Linked DNA regions of Homo sapiens: region 2 is linked to region 1. A link is a loop called in an ENCODE intact Hi-C map of the cell type or tissue named here. Cell type or tissue: dorsolateral prefrontal cortex. All regions are shown on one strand. Each heading gives the region's core, and the rest is flanking DNA. Links, peaks and the distances in the headings are about the cores only.

Evidence for each region. A loop is a pair of places that touch in the nucleus more often than their neighbours do. Peaks named below come from ENCODE experiments on the same cell type or tissue, not always from the same donor. Only the 100,000 strongest peaks of a DNase experiment are listed, where the experiment ranks them.
Region 2: it touches region 1 in a loop (10-fold over the local background); 6 of 110 quality-filtered maps call a loop at or near these places.

Annotation. Positions count from the first base shown.
Region 1 is chr7:91,876,530-91,884,535 of GRCh38, forward strand. It overlaps MTERF1 (mitochondrial transcription termination factor 1), which reads right to left and starts at 4,173. Exons shown (of 3, transcript NM_006980.5): 1 at 4,128-4,173; 2 at 3,526-3,584. The coding sequence starts at 3,554. LOC112267986 (a long non-coding RNA gene) reads left to right here and starts at 4,273. Exons shown (of 2, transcript XR_002956514.2): 1 at 4,273-4,335. In dorsolateral prefrontal cortex, for the core only: CTCF peaks have their summits at 4,282 (motif pointing left) and 4,490; DNase peaks (open chromatin) are centred at 4,272 and 5,182; H3K4me3 peaks cover 2,088 bases; H3K27ac peaks cover 1,168 bases.
Region 2 is chr7:92,174,283-92,182,288 of GRCh38, forward strand. LRRD1 (leucine rich repeats and death domain containing 1) reads right to left here and starts at 4,860. Exons shown (of 6, transcript NM_001161528.2): 1 at 4,725-4,860. CYP51A1-AS1 (CYP51A1 antisense RNA 1) reads left to right here. Exons shown (of 3, transcript NR_122110.1): 3 at 4,569-6,443. RefSeq lists a silencer at 4,721-4,830. In dorsolateral prefrontal cortex, for the core only: CTCF peaks have their summits at 4,757 (motif pointing right) and 4,962; a DNase peak (open chromatin) is centred at 4,789; H3K4me3 peaks cover 1,401 bases; H3K27ac peaks cover 1,701 bases.

The sequences.
Region 1 (8,006 bases), core at 1,785-6,784:
GCCTCTTTGTGTCTGTCCTTTCAATTACTCCAATTTTAACTAGAACTTGATTATGCCTACAGGCAGGGAACATTCCTGTGGCTCACATAATCTACAGATTCTCACAGAATTGGGAAAAGATCCCAAAACTACAGAATCAAGTAATGTTCAAAGCCAAATGCAAGGTACTCACAACATAAACATCAAACAACAAAAGCACATTTCAGATTGATCCATACTCTACTGAGCTCACTATTCTTCACTTCTCCGTAATACCACATACTACTCTGTAATTACTCTTCCAAAAATGCATGAATTTAGAAACTTTAAAATATAATTATCCTTCTAACTGAAGAATGACGGCTCTACCTTGCATAGTTCAACAGCCTGTTTTCTCTTCCAGATGCTCGACTGACCTCTACTGGAATAAAGGGGCAGAATGCGTCAGCTGGAAATCAGATCAGTACTTTCTAGAGAGGTCCAAGATGATACAATGGGATGGAGGAAGAAAATAGTTAAAACTACAATTTGTATTTGTCTTAGCCTTTGAAAAATTCTTTCTACATATGTTTTATAATATAAACAATATGATTGTACTGTAAGACATATATAATCAATAAACAAATGTACATATATTGTAGGCATATTTCTATTGACAATGTACACAATCAAAAAAGTGTGAAGACTACTAGACAGTGCACTTTCTTAGGACTATTAGCATCATGGTAAACAGGCTGAATAAGCCACAGAATGTTCAACAGAAATTCTATTAATAACAAACTAAAAATAGGTGAAAATGTAAGCCAAAATTCCTAACAAAAAGTAACAAATCTATAAACGTTTCTTCTAAATCTGTCACAAGTAAATTTCATGTCTTGTGTATAACTCATCCTCCATGGAAGTTTCTTCCACACAAACTTAACATGCCCCAAACTTGAGTATCTTTCCCAGTCCCCAAATTTGCCCTCTTCTGACTAAAGATATCATTATCACAATCACTATCTAAGAGTCATTTGTGATAAAAATCTAAAAGTGAGCTTTGCTTTCTTCCTCTTCCTCAACTCCAGTCATCAAATCACGTAGACTCAACTTCTTTGGCATCTCTCTGAAATCCAACCTCGCTACTCTTTGTAATTCTCATTCTGTTACAAGTCTTCATTCTCTTTTACCCAGCCTGTAACAGCCACCTGATGTGCTTCTCTGACATCCATCACTCGAAACTGCCACCATACTGACATTTGTAAAATGATGTGATTATGTCCCTCATTCTCTGATTAAAGACCTTCTGTAGCTCTCCCCGAAAAAACAAAATCTTCAAAGTGATCTTTTTCTAGCTACCTTTTCAGTTAGCTAACTACCTTACCATCTACTTCTAACTACCTTTCTAGCTATCTCTTCTATTGTACCACCTCAATACCTAGCACTATCGCCTCTCAAACCTCTGATCCCAAACATCCTTGCCCATTCCTGTCTCCCTACCTTTGCTTAAGCTGTTCTTTCTTTTAGAAAGGCCCATCCTCCTGATGCCTATCCATAGGACAAGGTCCCATTCAAATATAATCTTCCCTCAAATCCTTAACTTACTTTAAAATACTAACCACTGAAATCAACCATTTGTTTTATGATAATTTATTACTAAGGAATCTAAAACTAAGCTTTCTATTTATAGAAAACAAGAGCTGAAATGGACTTACAACTGGCAACTGAAATTTGGTCTTGATTACAATACTAAAATGCAATAAATTTACTCTAAAAATGACATCTAAAAATGACATGTGTGGTCTCAGCTAAACCTAGAAATTTGGTCTTGATTACAATACTAAAATGCAGTAAATTTACTCTAAAAATGACATGTGTGGTCTCAGCTAAACTTAGAAACAGTAATTAATAATATTGACTGTTAATGAACATATGAGGAAACAGAGGAAATTCTCAAATATTGTTAATGGACCAGAATTTGGCACCAGCTGCCACAATTTTAAATGTTCATAGCCTTTAATTCAGCATTTCCACTTCTTGGAGATTATCCAAAGGGGGAAAAAAGGGCCAGGGGCAGCGGCTCACACCTGTAATGCCAGCATTTTGGAAAGCCAAGGTGGGAGGATTGCTTAAACCCAGGAGTTTGAGACCAGCCTGGACAACAAAGTGAGACCCTTATTCTACAAAAAATCAAAACATTAGCCAACTGTAACAGCACACACCTATAGTCCCAGCTGCTCAGAAGGCTGAGGTAGGAGGACTGCTTGAGCCCAGGAGATCCAGACTGCAGTGAGCCATAATCTAGCCACTGCACCCCAGCCTGGATGACAGAGTGAGCCCATCTCAAAAAGAAAAAAAGACAATATGTGTTTGTTATGAAAAAGGATGACTAGGCCAAGCACAGTGGCTTCACACCTATAATCTCACCACTTTGAGATGTTGGCCAGGAGTTTGAGATCAGCCTGGCCAACATGACGAAACCCCATCTCTACTAAAAATACTAAAATTAGCCAGGCATGGTGATATATGTCTCTAATCCCAGCTACTCAGGTGGCTAAGGCACAATAACTGCTTAAACCTGGGAGGCGGAGGTTGTAGTGAGCTGAGATTGCACCACTGCACTCCAGTCTGGGCAACAGAGCAAGAATCTGTCTCATAAAAAAAGAAAATAGAAGAAAAAGAAAGAAAGAAAAAGGATGACCATCATAACATTATTTGCTATAACAAAGAAGAAGAAACCCAAATGGCCACCAATAGAATAATTAATAAATTGTGGTACATCTATGCAATATACTATAAAGGTGCCAAAAATAAAGGCCGATCTACTGCAATCAAAAGATGTCAGATATTCTACATGACAAACTGCTTAACAGTATGGATAATGCCATGTATATTAAAGGCGGGGAGGGGGACGTTAATATATACAGAGGGGGAAAGTGGAATGACACTTATTTCTGAAAGATTATTAGAGGCTATGTACTACTTCTGAAATACTGGGACTTTATTTAATGAATATGTGTTACTTTGCAGTCAGATGAAAAAATTTAAACAAGTAAAACTGGCCTTTGGTGTGAAAAACAATGGAAAATACAAATTATCTTTATCTATTTTTCGGTTTCTAGTACCAAAAAAGTCACACTTCAAAATTCTCCATGATGCTTTACTCTTAGCAACGGATCTCCATTCAAAATACTCATAATATCTAGTAGGGTAAATGAACATCTAAATAGCCTAATACAAGAAAGTTAGCAACTTTCCTCACGTACAAATTTCAAAAATGGTACCTATTCAAAAATTGACTTCGATCTATTTCTCAAATTGACTTTTTAATTAACCAAAACCATTATCCAAAGGGCTAATGTTCAAACTTAACAAACACTGAAAATTTCTATGCTTGTAGTATGAGGGGTCTAAAAAAAGATTTACGTTCGCCTCTGCCCCACAACTGGCCTGTTAAAAAGGCTGTTAATGGAAATAACTAATCACTGGCCCTAAAATACCACATTCCAGCTGGTCTTCTTTTGATACAGCAAGCTAAGTTTGGAGATCTTTACATGCATTTCTCACCTTGTTTGTCCTAAGGAAAGGCTCTGCATCCCTCCAGAAAGGCTGGAGAACAGCTATCTCTGGAAATGACACACACACACAAAAAAAAGGCAAAATATTTCAGGCCTTCCTAATACAAAATAAGAGATCGATCCCAGCTAACGTTCTCGTTGCATTATGTTCTCGTGAGATGCATTACCTCTTGCAAACAACATTTCTCAGACATACAGAAAAGAAAACGGCAAGTACATGCCTACATATGATGGGAAAAGGTAGCGGAATCACGAATACGTTTTGTACCAAAGCTAAGTGCTTCATATATATTGTCTCGCTTTACTCCCCACAACAATTTAAAAGGTAGGCATAAGCCTTAAAATTACAAAATCTGAAACAGCGCCGAGCTCCCATACTAGCCTGCCTTCGCTAGCTGAAGCATTAGGGTTCGAACCCAGGTGGGTCTTTCTTAACTCAAAACCAAGGTAATTCCACACCGAAGGCTCTTTCCATCCCTCTTCCTCCTCCAAAGACAAATCTGCAAAGGGCTGCACTGTACAGCAGTCACCCACACCCACTTCTTAACAAAAAGAAAGGAAAGCACAGCCTCACCACCTTCCCAATCTCACCCTGAACTGCACCCATCCACTGTAGTTCGCTTTTACTTCCGCCTCTGGGGTCCGGAGCGGCTAGGAGGAGCGGAAGTGGAAAAGACTAACTTCCGGCCTCGGGTCGCGCGCAGAGGTGATGTCGTTGGTCCTGCGCCCCCTCGTGGCGGTACTTCAGCCCTTCGCAGCCCGACGCTAGGGGCCTGGCAGGGGGCAGCAAGAGACCGCGGTGAGCGCGGGGTATTGAACGCCAAAGAAGGGGTTTGGAGGGTGGGGTGGGGCCTGGGACTCCCAGTCGCCTGGGCAGATGTCCGTGGGGAACTGTAAGGCATCTTATAGGGATCCTACAGGGGGCATCCACTGCCGGCCGACGACACGTGGTGGAAAAGTAGCTATTATTTACATGCGTGTTGCAGTTTTTGATAATGCGATTGCTGCTGCTAATGTGACTAACGCGATGCCGATGAACATCTCGGCGTTTTTTGGTGCAGGATAAGCGGGTGTAGACTCTGTCTGTTTAGTCCCAGATTCTCCTCCTTTAATGAACTACCGTGGAAATCCTGGAGTGTCACTGCTGGTCTGAATTCAGCATCCGCCTTCAGGCTGGAAATCAATTCTAGTATACTTCGATTTCCTTACTTGCAGTTCGAATTCAAATATGATTCTTTTGACATTGTGAGGGTTTGCGCTATTTAAAGAATGGAGGCAACCGAAACCTCATCTCCACAGTGGATGCATTTTTGCTCCCTCCCGAGGCGTTGCCTTAAGCCACGCGGTCCTGTCAGCCTCACCTGCCTAGTGATGGTGACAATGGAAGAGATAAAGCTTCAATTCAAGGCACTTCTCCTGTGACCATCAAAAGAAAGATAATATCTACATTAATGAATTAATTGTGTCTGTCGAGTTATCCTCAGGAGACGATGGTGATTTGGTCCTTAAAAAAACACAGGATCAACAGGATTGACCCTGAATTCTACAAAGAGGAAAAATTTCAGGCATTACTAACTCCTCCATGTACAAGCCTAATGATGTAATTTTCTGGCCGGGCGCGATGGCTCATGCCTGTAATCCCAGCACTTTGGGAGGCCAAGGCGGGAGGATGGCTTGAGGCCAGGAGTTCGAGACCAGCCTGGCCAACATGGTGAAACCCCATCTCTACAAAAAGTACAAACATTAGCCAGGCGTGGTCACAGGTGCCTGTAGTCCCAGCTACTTGGGAGGCTAAGGTGGGAGAATCACCTGAGCCTGGGAGGTTGAGGCTGCAGTGAGCCGTGATTGTGCCACTACACTCTAGCCTGGGTGACACAGTGAACCTTGTCTCAAGAAAGAAAAAGAATTTTCTTTATCCCATTTCTTTCTCCTTTTTCTTTTTTTTTTTTTTTTTTCCTTTAGACGGAGTCTCACTCTGTTGCCAGGCTGGAGTGCAATGGCGCGATCTCGGCTCACTACAACCTCTGCCTCCCGGGTTCAAGCGATTCCCCTGCCTCAGCCTCCCGAGTAGCTGGGAGTACAGGCGCGTGCCACCATGCCCGGCAATTTTTTTGTTTTGTTTTTTGTTTTTTTGTTTTTTTGTATTTTAGTAGATACGGGGTTTCACCATGTTGGCCAGGATGGTCTCGATCTCCTGACCTCATGATCCACCCACCTCGGCCTCCCAAAGTGTTGGGATTACAGGCGTGAGCTACCGCACCCGGCGTGTTTATCCCATTTCTATGCCAATGAACCAATTACGTTTTACCATCACTCTTCCCCTTTGACTACTCCTAGTTGGGTTGTTGTTGTCACTTTGTTTTTAATTAACTCTCTGTTTTGTTGGTTTAGAAGGATAAAGATTTATCTTTGGGAATTTAAAATACTAATAATCAGTCTATCTATTAAGTAAACTACTTACTGCAATTCCTCCAGGTAAAAATTAGTCCCAAAAAATTGGAGATGGCTTTTAAAATGTGAATTTCTAAAATCTATATTCCTTCTGCATGGAAGGAGCTCCTATGTCTGAATTAATATTATTATATATTATGTATATACACACACACAAACTGCTTTACAATCGGCATGTAAAATAAAATTTAGAGATTAAATTAAATAAAATAACCTTTGAGATTATTGAGCCCCAGCCCTCTCATTTTACAAATGAGAACACTGAAACCCATACAGTAGGAACTAGCAAGAGAATGCATGTCTTATATTTTCTTTACCAGTAACTCTAAGATTTATACCACATACTTTGTTGTATTGATTTAGCTATCAATAATTATTTCAGACTTACTTAGGTAACATCACCTATGTTGGTTTTTAGTGATATTTTGTCGGTAAAGGCAGATTGGTTCTTTTGAAAATAAGTTCCATATTTCCCATCAGAAATTTTCTGATTATAAATCTATTTTAATTGCATATTATAAAATACTGAAAGTATAACAATAGAAGTGTAATAATGGTTGGGTTAGGATGTTGTATAATTAATTAGGTTTCTTTCTTATTGTATTTCTTCAGTGATTTTTGAAATGTCATTACCTCCAGTAAGAGAAATGACTACTGCCTCATCGTCCTTTATGATGTTTTACAATAGGACCTGTATATACTTTGCCTGTATTTCATTTGTTTATTCAATGAACATTTTTTCAGCACCTTCACATTCCAGGCCCTGTTTTCAAGTTAGGGGACATAGTGGAAACCAAGACAAAGCCCCTGCCTTCCTGGACCTTATTTCTAGTGGCAGGTCTTACTCTCAGCCTGAATGTCTTCTCCTCTACATGCCTCTTCCATCTCCTTCCCCAGGACCATAGCAGACCCATGTCCCTACCAAGTTGATGTAATTAAGAAAAATAAAGTGGCTGAGTGTAGTGATTCACACCTGTAATCCCAACACGTTGGACTTAGATACTCAGAAGCTGGGCTGAAAGTCAAGTCTGAAGACAGAATCTGTGCTGTATTCAGAAGTGCCTCTGCCTTTTATAATTAAGAATTTTTTGACTGTGCCAAATGTGCCTGTTCCTCTGCCCTGGAAGTGTCCTTCTTGCTTTATGCAAATAGATTTCTGGCAAACCACAGCCCCTCAATTGACCATTCATTCATGTTTGAATCTCAGCAAGCCCAATTAAGGTCAAAAAGAAAGTGGCCCTTCATTCCTCCCACTCTTACCTTCAGTTGATACAACACCCGCAGACTCCTGGATTCAGTAGACAAATGCCTGCCCCACCCCCACATCAACTTCACAGACAGACCTGCTAGCTTCCTATGTGACTTACTTGAGGGCCCTCAGAGGACCATCAGGTCTCTACCCAGGACTCCCTTATTCCATTCTCTTGCCTGCAGCTGTTTTGGTTGCCAAAAGCATAAAATGTCTCCCAGTTGTTCAAGGCTAATTAAAGTGGTAGATAAAGTTACCCAGAGAGTCTCAGGTTAACACTTTGTTGGCAAAAAATAAAAAAGATTGCTTAATTTCCCCCCTTTTCACAATTGCTTTTTAACAATTTAAGATTTCTAAAGATTTTACTTCAGGCAACTTTATTTCTCTGAAGTGTGCCTAAAGACTTCCTGAGTCAGCTTTCATGCTCCCACACTCATTACCACAAGGGTCTGTGGCAAAGAACTGGATACTTAGCCTAGCAAATTTGCTGATTCCAGACCTGATATGACAGCAATTCCCATGGTAGTTGGATCAGCCTGACAGAGTTGGCCAAGAGAAACACAATAATCATTTGAGATGCTATTTAGCCTGGTGAGTTTAAGTACCTTTTGGATTGTTTGATCCTACTGTACCAAACCTTCAATTAATTACCGTGAAATGATTCTTAGTCATTGGTAGAAAAATTAGTCTCAACAGAGAGGAGGGGAGCAAACATTCACAAGATGAAATACTATTTTCACTGTCGAAAACTATTTTCCTTTCTATTTAAG
Region 2 (8,006 bases), core at 1,769-6,768, 300 kb after region 1:
AATAATCTATTGTATATTTCAAAATAACTAGAAGAGAATAATTTGAATGTTTCTAGCATAAGGAAAAGGCAAATATTTATGTTTATGGCTATCACAGCTTCACTGATTTGATCTTTACAAATTACATGATTGTATTAAATTATCACATATACCTTGAAAATATCTACATATATTATGTATCAATTAGAATATATATATATATATATATATATATATATATATATATATTTTTTTTTTTTTTTTTTTTTTTTTTTTGAGACAGAGTTTTGCTCTTGTTGCCCATGGCACAATCTCGGTTCACAGCAACCTCTGCCTCCCGGGTTCAAAGTGGTTCTCCTCCCTCAGCCTCCCGAGTAGCTGGGATTACAGGCATGCGCCACCATGCCCAGCTAATTTTGTATTTTTAGTAGAGATGGGGTTTCACCATGACGTCCGGTCCTAAAAAAATATTTAATAAAACTTTAAGTTTTGAAGGTTATTAAGATAATCTATGTCCAGGCTGGGCGTGGTGGCTCACACCTGTAATCCCAGCACTTTGGGAGGCCAAGGTGGGTGGATCACCTGAGGTCAGGAGTTCAAGACCAACCTGGCCAACATGGAGAAACCCCGTCTCTACTAAAAATAAAAATAAAAAAATTAGCTGGGAGTGGTGGTCCATGCCTGTAGTCCCAGCTACTTGGGACGCTGAGGCAGAATTGCTTGAACTCAGGAGGTGGAGGTTGCAGTGAGCCAAGATCACACCAATGCACTCCAGCCTGAGCAACAAGAGTGAAATTCCATCTCAAAAACAAAAACAAAACACAAAACACAAAAAAAACCCATAATGTGTGTCCATATTATCTCCACTCAAAGTTTCTCAAAATATGTAGTTTATGGTCTTATCTGTTTTTACTATGGCTGAGTCAAAGTATTTAGGTTTGTAATCTTCTATTTCCATAATGTTTTTTGCCATATTTCAATTTTATGGTTTTTTGCTTTTTGTGCCTTAAGAAATTCTTCTACATTTACTTCTGTATCAGAGTCCTACAAGAAAGAGATGATCCACTCAAATTGAGTAATTTGAGGAAACTTTAACAGAGTGCTGGCCAGGCGTGGTGGCTCATGCCTGCAATCCCAGCACTTAGGGAGGCCAGGGCAGTTGGATCACCCGAGGTCAGGAGTTTGAGACCAGCCTGACCATCATGGTGAAACTCTGTCTCCACTAAAAATGCAAAAATTAGCTGGGCATGGTGGCGCACGGCTGTAATCCCAGCTACTCGGGAGGCTGAGGCAGGAGAATCGCCTGAACCCATTGAGGCAGAGGTTGCAGTGAGCAGAAATCACGCCATTGTACTCCAGCCTGGGCAACAAGAGTGAAACTCCATCCCAGAAAAAAACAAAACAAAAAAACAAAAACAGAGTGCTTATTTACAAAGGTGTAGCCAGAGTGTAAGGAAACCATAAATTCTAAAAAATGCTATGCTTTGCTTTTCACAATTAGGTTTTTAATCCACATGGAAATGATTTTGTGTATGCTGTGAAATAAGGATCTAATTTATTTTCTCATGCCTAGTCAATTGTCTCCAACAATTTATTTTTCAATAGTAAATTATTCATTGATTTCTAATTCTTCAATCATAGTTCATATATGTGTGGAGATGTTTCTGAACTTTCAGTTCTATTCCTTTTTATCTAAGTTGGTATCAATACCACATGTTTTAATGATTATAACTTTGTAATAAATCTGGATATCTGGTAGAGAAAGTCCTCTCACTTTATCCTTTTCTTAAAAACTATGGTGGTTATTCTCAGTTCTTTACATAGCCAGATCAATTTTAGGATAAGTATGTCAAGTTCCACAAAGTATCTTGCTTGGATTTCAGTTAGAATTAAATTAAATTTGTAACTTTATTTGGGAAAGAAGTGATATACCCATGGTATTGAGTCTTCCTATTTAATAACATGGCATATTTCTTTTGCGATGGAGAATAATATCTTTTTTTAGTTTTTAAAATACTGTCATATAGAAACTACTACTAATTTTTATATGTTGGTCTTGTATGTAGCAATCTGACTAGGTTCTCTTATTAGTTCTAACAACTTTATACATTCTCCTAGACTTTCTATAAAGACAATATTCTAAGTATTGACAGTTGTTTCCAATTGTATGACTTACTTATTTTAGTGTCTTATTGCATTTTTTAACCCCTTTAGTACAAAGTGGAATAGTAGAGATAATACCAGCTATCTTTGTCTTGTTCCTTTAATCACTGGTGTGGTATATTACATTAAGAGATTCTCTCATTTTTTTTTTTTTTTTGAGACAAAGTCTTGCTCTGTTGCCCAGACTGGAGTGCAGTGGTGCAATCTCGGCTCACTGCAACCTCCGCCTTCCAGGTTCAAGTGATTCTCCTGCCTCAGCCTCCTGAGTAGCTGGGACTACAGGTGCATGCCACTATGCTGGGCTAATTTTGTATTTTTAGTAGAGATGGGGTTTCTGCATGTTAGTCAGGCTGGTCTCGAACTCCTGACCTCAGGTGATCCACTCGCCTCAGCCTCCCAAAGTGCTGAGATTACAGGTGTAAGCCACCATGCCTGGCCACATTAATAGATTATTAAGCATGAGGCATTTCTTGGATAAGTCAAACTTGGTTATGATATAATACTTGTGTGTTTGTGTGTGTATATATATATATATATAAAACAAGAATATATTACTTGTATAATATATAAATAATAAAAATATAAGAAATTTATTACTTATACAAGTAATATACAAATGATATATAAATAATATATTACTAATTACTATAGTTTATACATGGTAATGAATATTAATACATAGTAACATAATATGACATTACTTATCAATTATTATATATTATAAATCTGGTCACATTATATTACTGAGTAAATGTAACATTTACTCAGATTTTTTATGCCCATGTTCATTAGTAATTTTGCTGATTTTTTTTTAATACTCTTTGTCCAGTTTTGGTTTCAAGGTTATACTACCATCATAGAATGAGCTGGGAAGCCTATTCTAATTAGCTATTTGTTGAAGCATTTTACATATTTTGGGATAATGCATTCCCTGAAGGTTCAGTAAAATTTATTTTGTGCTCTCTTTAATGGTTAGTGGTTTGTTCAGATTTTCTTCTTCTTCTTGAGAACATATGGGGATATAATTGCCTTCCCTGGCTTCATATTTCCTTGTGGAGGAAATTCTACACATAATGCCCCTGACCTGGAGCTTTATTGCTACAATTTCTCCTCTGTGGAGAAGACAGGCAGATGACTCATGAGCTCAGCTCCTTCTGGGCTCTTACTTTCAAGGCTGTCTGCTTGCAAGATTTATGTTCTAGTCAGCTGTCTTCCATAGAATAAGGGGACTGTATACTTGTGTGGGGAGGCCAAGGTTGTGTGTGATGACAGACTAATTATGCCAAATTCCTGAGCAAATTATTGCAGTCTACTTAGCTGCAGATCAACACCATTTTCTCTAAACTATTTTATCAGTAACAAAGATGATATTTTGACCTACATCTGCCTGACTATATTTGATGATACAGAACTTGGGAGGGGAAGAAAGGGTGTTATTCTTTAAACAGCACAGATATGCAATGAAATTTCCATTAATCCAGAATATACATAGTGGTTAACATGCAGTGATTTGAAATAAAATATTATTTGAAAAGCTATTTTTATAGCTGCAAAATATTGCATTGAAGAGGCTGCCACCAATTATTTGTTTCCATATGAGCATTTTAAAGGCTGATACACAACATTTTAAAAATGTATATGCACCTTGAGAGGCCCAGGCGTGCAGATCACGAGATCAGGAGATCGAGACCATCCTGGCTAACACGGTGAAACCCCGTCTGTACTAAAAATACAAAAAATTAGCCAGGCGTAGTGGCGGGCGCCTGTAGTCCCAGCTACTCGGGAGGCTGCGGCAGGAGAATCGCTTGAACCCGGGCGGTGGAGGTTGCGGTGAGCCGAGATCACGCCATTGCACTCCAGCCTGGGCAACAAGAGCAAAACTCCGTCTCAAAAGACAAACAAAAAACTATATGAAAAAGTCTCTCATTATTTTCACAAGCATTAAGAATCTCACTTAAAAACATGGCTGGGCGCGGTGGTTCACGCCTGTAATCCCACCACTTTGAGGGGGCGAGGCAGGCAGATCACTTGAGGTCAGGAGTTCGAGACCAGCCTGGCCAACAGGGTGAAACCCCGTCTCTACTAAAAATACAAAATTAGCCGGTCGTGGCGGCGCGCGCCTGTAATCCTAATTACTCGGGAGGCTGAGACAGGAGAATTACTTGAACCCAGGAGGCAGAGGTTGCAATGAGCCGAGATTGCACCACTGCACTCCAGCCTGGGCAACAAGCGCGAAACTCTGTCGCAAAAAATAAATAAATACATACATACATACATACAAATATTGCCAATTTGATAGGCAAAAATATATGCAAATTATGTTTTAACAAATATTAATAAAGTTGAACAATGGCCCAATGTAATTTGTTACCTATCTGAAAGACATGCACATTCAGGGAGTTACAGTACTTTTTCATGTCTTGCAGCATCAACAAATTGTTTTCTAAATGTGGAAAAAGAGACATTCAGTACAGGCTAACGTAACGTGGGACAGCATGCAAAGCCATGAGAAGTGGGAAAATGAGAGAGAATCTGGGCGTGGCTTACAGGGCTGCTGAAGTAAGACACACCCTTCGCTTCACCTGTGGCCTCCCGCGGCGGCTGCGGCTCCTTCGCAGGACCGGTAGGGGGCGCGCGCGGTTGAGTCCAGCAATTGCGAGGACCTCCGCAGGCGCAGCCCAGCACTGACGCCTCTCCGGGCCGTGGCTCCTCTTTCCCAGGCCGAAAGCGGCCGGGCCCTCTGCTCCGCTGCGCCCTGGCGCGGCCGCACCCACTGCGCGTTTGTGAGCTGGCCATCGGTCACACTGGGATACTCGAGGAGGAGGCCTGGGGCCTGCATTCAATTCCCTAAGAGGGACCCGCGCTGGCCGCTGCAGGCGGGTGGAGAACGGGCGTCTGAGTCTTTGGCTTTCGTACCGGAATCTCCCCGGGAGATTTTACAAGCCCCTCCGAATGTTCTGATTGAATTGGTCTGGGGGGGTCGGTCCGGGCATCTAACGAGCAGCCGGGATGGAGAATTACTAGTCTGGATTCTGGTCCTCAGAGGTTCACTCACGTTAATCAACCCGAGTCCATCTTGGTGGGATTGTCTTGCTCCGAGGCCCTCCCACTGAGCTTTATTTTCCTGCCTGATTTCGGGGTCCGCTAACAGGATGAACAGCGGACCATACAGGCACGGTGAAAATGACACTTGGTGACGTGGAAGACCCAGCTTGCCACAGTTGAGGCAGAGCTCCTCAGGGTCTTTTGTCTTAGTTATCCCCGAGCTATTTTTCAGGAACCGACAGGCTCCCCCACCCCAACACCGGATGAAGGCCAGCAACTGGAGGCCAGGAATAATCAAGCACGCTCTCATTTCAAAGAGGTGACGATTGTGCCCGTGTTTAAAAGGGATGCCTGAGACCATGAGGATTTGGAGTTTTGGAGGCGGATCTGCCTTTGGGGAGTGAGCGTAGGGCCCTAAGATGTGGTTGTGCTTTGAGACAGTTCCCAGGGTGATGTGTCCCATCATCCAAACATTGCAGGATAAGTCAAAGTTACAGAAAGACTCTAGTTTACTTCCAGCCTAACATTACCAAAATACGGTATTTGTCAGAAAACATGTAGTATTTGTATAATTTGAGAATGTAATTGAAGAACCCGATATAGAGCTTTTAGAAAGGGGAAATAGAAAACTTAAAAAGAATCTTGCTTGGTATATTAATACCAACATCTAAAATATAATAAAATTGAATAAACCAGTGAGTTTTATACTATGATTGAAATAAAATGCCACTATGTTCTTAAGAGTGCTAGTTTAACAGGAAATCTCCAATGCATTATTATCTAGACTCATCTCAAAGGCTCACTTTTCATTTGCATGGGCCCTTGCTATTTGTAGGGTAGGAGGCAGCACCTCGTTCTGGTGGCTGCCACCTTCATGAGGAGACACTCCTTGTTAACAGGATGGTTAGCCCACGGCTCTTCCCAGCCCCCTTTTCCACACCCAGTAAATTGTTTTAGTTTATGGCCCTCAGCTGCAGTTGCAATCATCATCAAATTCCAGTTTTGAATTTAAAGGTGAATAATGAATGCAATGAACTTTCTAGAATTTATGAAGGGCAGTGATGTTCCTTTTTATCTAATAATTCTACATGTGTAGCCTTTCAGTATGCTATTCTGTGGACTGAATTTACAAATTGTCATTTGTTTAATGAACTGTTAATATAACATGATGACTAACTGAAAACACATACAATTTGCTGGTATTCCAGAAGTCTATGGATTTCGTTGTTTTGTTTAAATAAAAGGCATTAAAAGCAGCTGCTTAGTATACTTACCTTCTTCACTCAGCATAAGGTAGAGGTGAAAAAACCTTCTTAATTTGGCAATTTATATAACCTTTTGTTTTTGGAATACAGTTTTCTTCCCCTTTACATTCGTTCTTTAGCCTAAATCCTAAGTTTCCGACTTGCGATTTAAACTCCACATGAGAGAACAGGTTGGAATTTTATCTTTAATAATTTTATTTATAACTCGAAAGTAAGTTTCAAAATATTTTGTCATAGTAACTCCTATAAGTGTTTATTTAATCCATCTTGTAAATTTTCTATTTCTGTATCTTTAATATATTTAACTATTCATTTGACTGTTAATGACTAAAAAAGGGGGAACATTAACTTCACTGCAATCAGGAAAACTCTTTCAAACTGTTATATAAAAGAATATATATGGTGTACGAACACCCATGTATTTTTAAAAAGTAAATAACAGGTAAACCAAAGCTCAGATAAAATCCAACTTTTAAATATATATAATTAATTGTTAGAGAACTGGCTAAAATAAAGATACAGGTTGGCTTTTCTTCCTCCTAATGGTTATGTGTACAAAACTAAATTTAGTATTAATTGAAAGCAAAAAACCCAGAAAGGGAAAATGGCACACATTTGATTTAGGTGAAAATTATTTACTCATTTTTCTATCTGCAGGTGATTTATCATTTTAGGTTCTTTCCCTTCCACTGTCCAACTGGTATATAATCAGTAAATACAAACAAAAATACCAACATCTGTAAAATATAACTAGGAAGGCACGCTATGAAACATAACATAGCATATTCCAAAAGTCAACAACGGATTTGCTGGTTACTGGATTGAAATTATACTTATTTGCTCATAAAATTGAGTTCATGGCATAATTACATAATTCTGTGGCAAAGCATTTGGTATGCTCTAGGGGAGACATGTTTTAAAAACAATTGCCTTGGGTTTTTTTAATTTTAAAAATAATTACAAATTTTATTTTTAATTCAGGGACATGTGCACATTTGTTACATGGGCATATTGCATGATGCTGAGGTTTGGGGTATGATTGATCCCATCATCCAGGTACTGAGCATAGTACCCAAACGTTTTTCAACCCTTACCCCCATCCCTCCCTCCCACCTCCAGTAGTCCCCAGCGTCTGTTTTTGCCATCTTTATGTCCATAAGTACCCAGTGTTTAGCTCTCACTTATAAGTGAGGGCTTGCGGTATTTGGTTTTCTGTTCCTGAACTAATTCACTTAGGATAGTGGCCTCCAGTTGCATGCACGTTGTTGCAAAGGACATCGTTTCATTCTTTTTTGTGGCTGTGTAGTATTCTATAGTGTGTATATACCACATTTCCTTTATCAAATCCACCGTTGATGGGCACCTAGGTTGATTTCATGTCTTTGCTATTGTGAATAGTACTGTGATGAACATACAGGAGTATTTGTCTTTTGGGAGAATAATTTATTTTCTTTTGGATATATACCAAGTGATGGGATTAATGATGAAAAGGTAGTTCTAAGTTCTTTGAGAAGTCTCCAAACTGCTTTCTACTGTGGCTGAACTAATTTACAG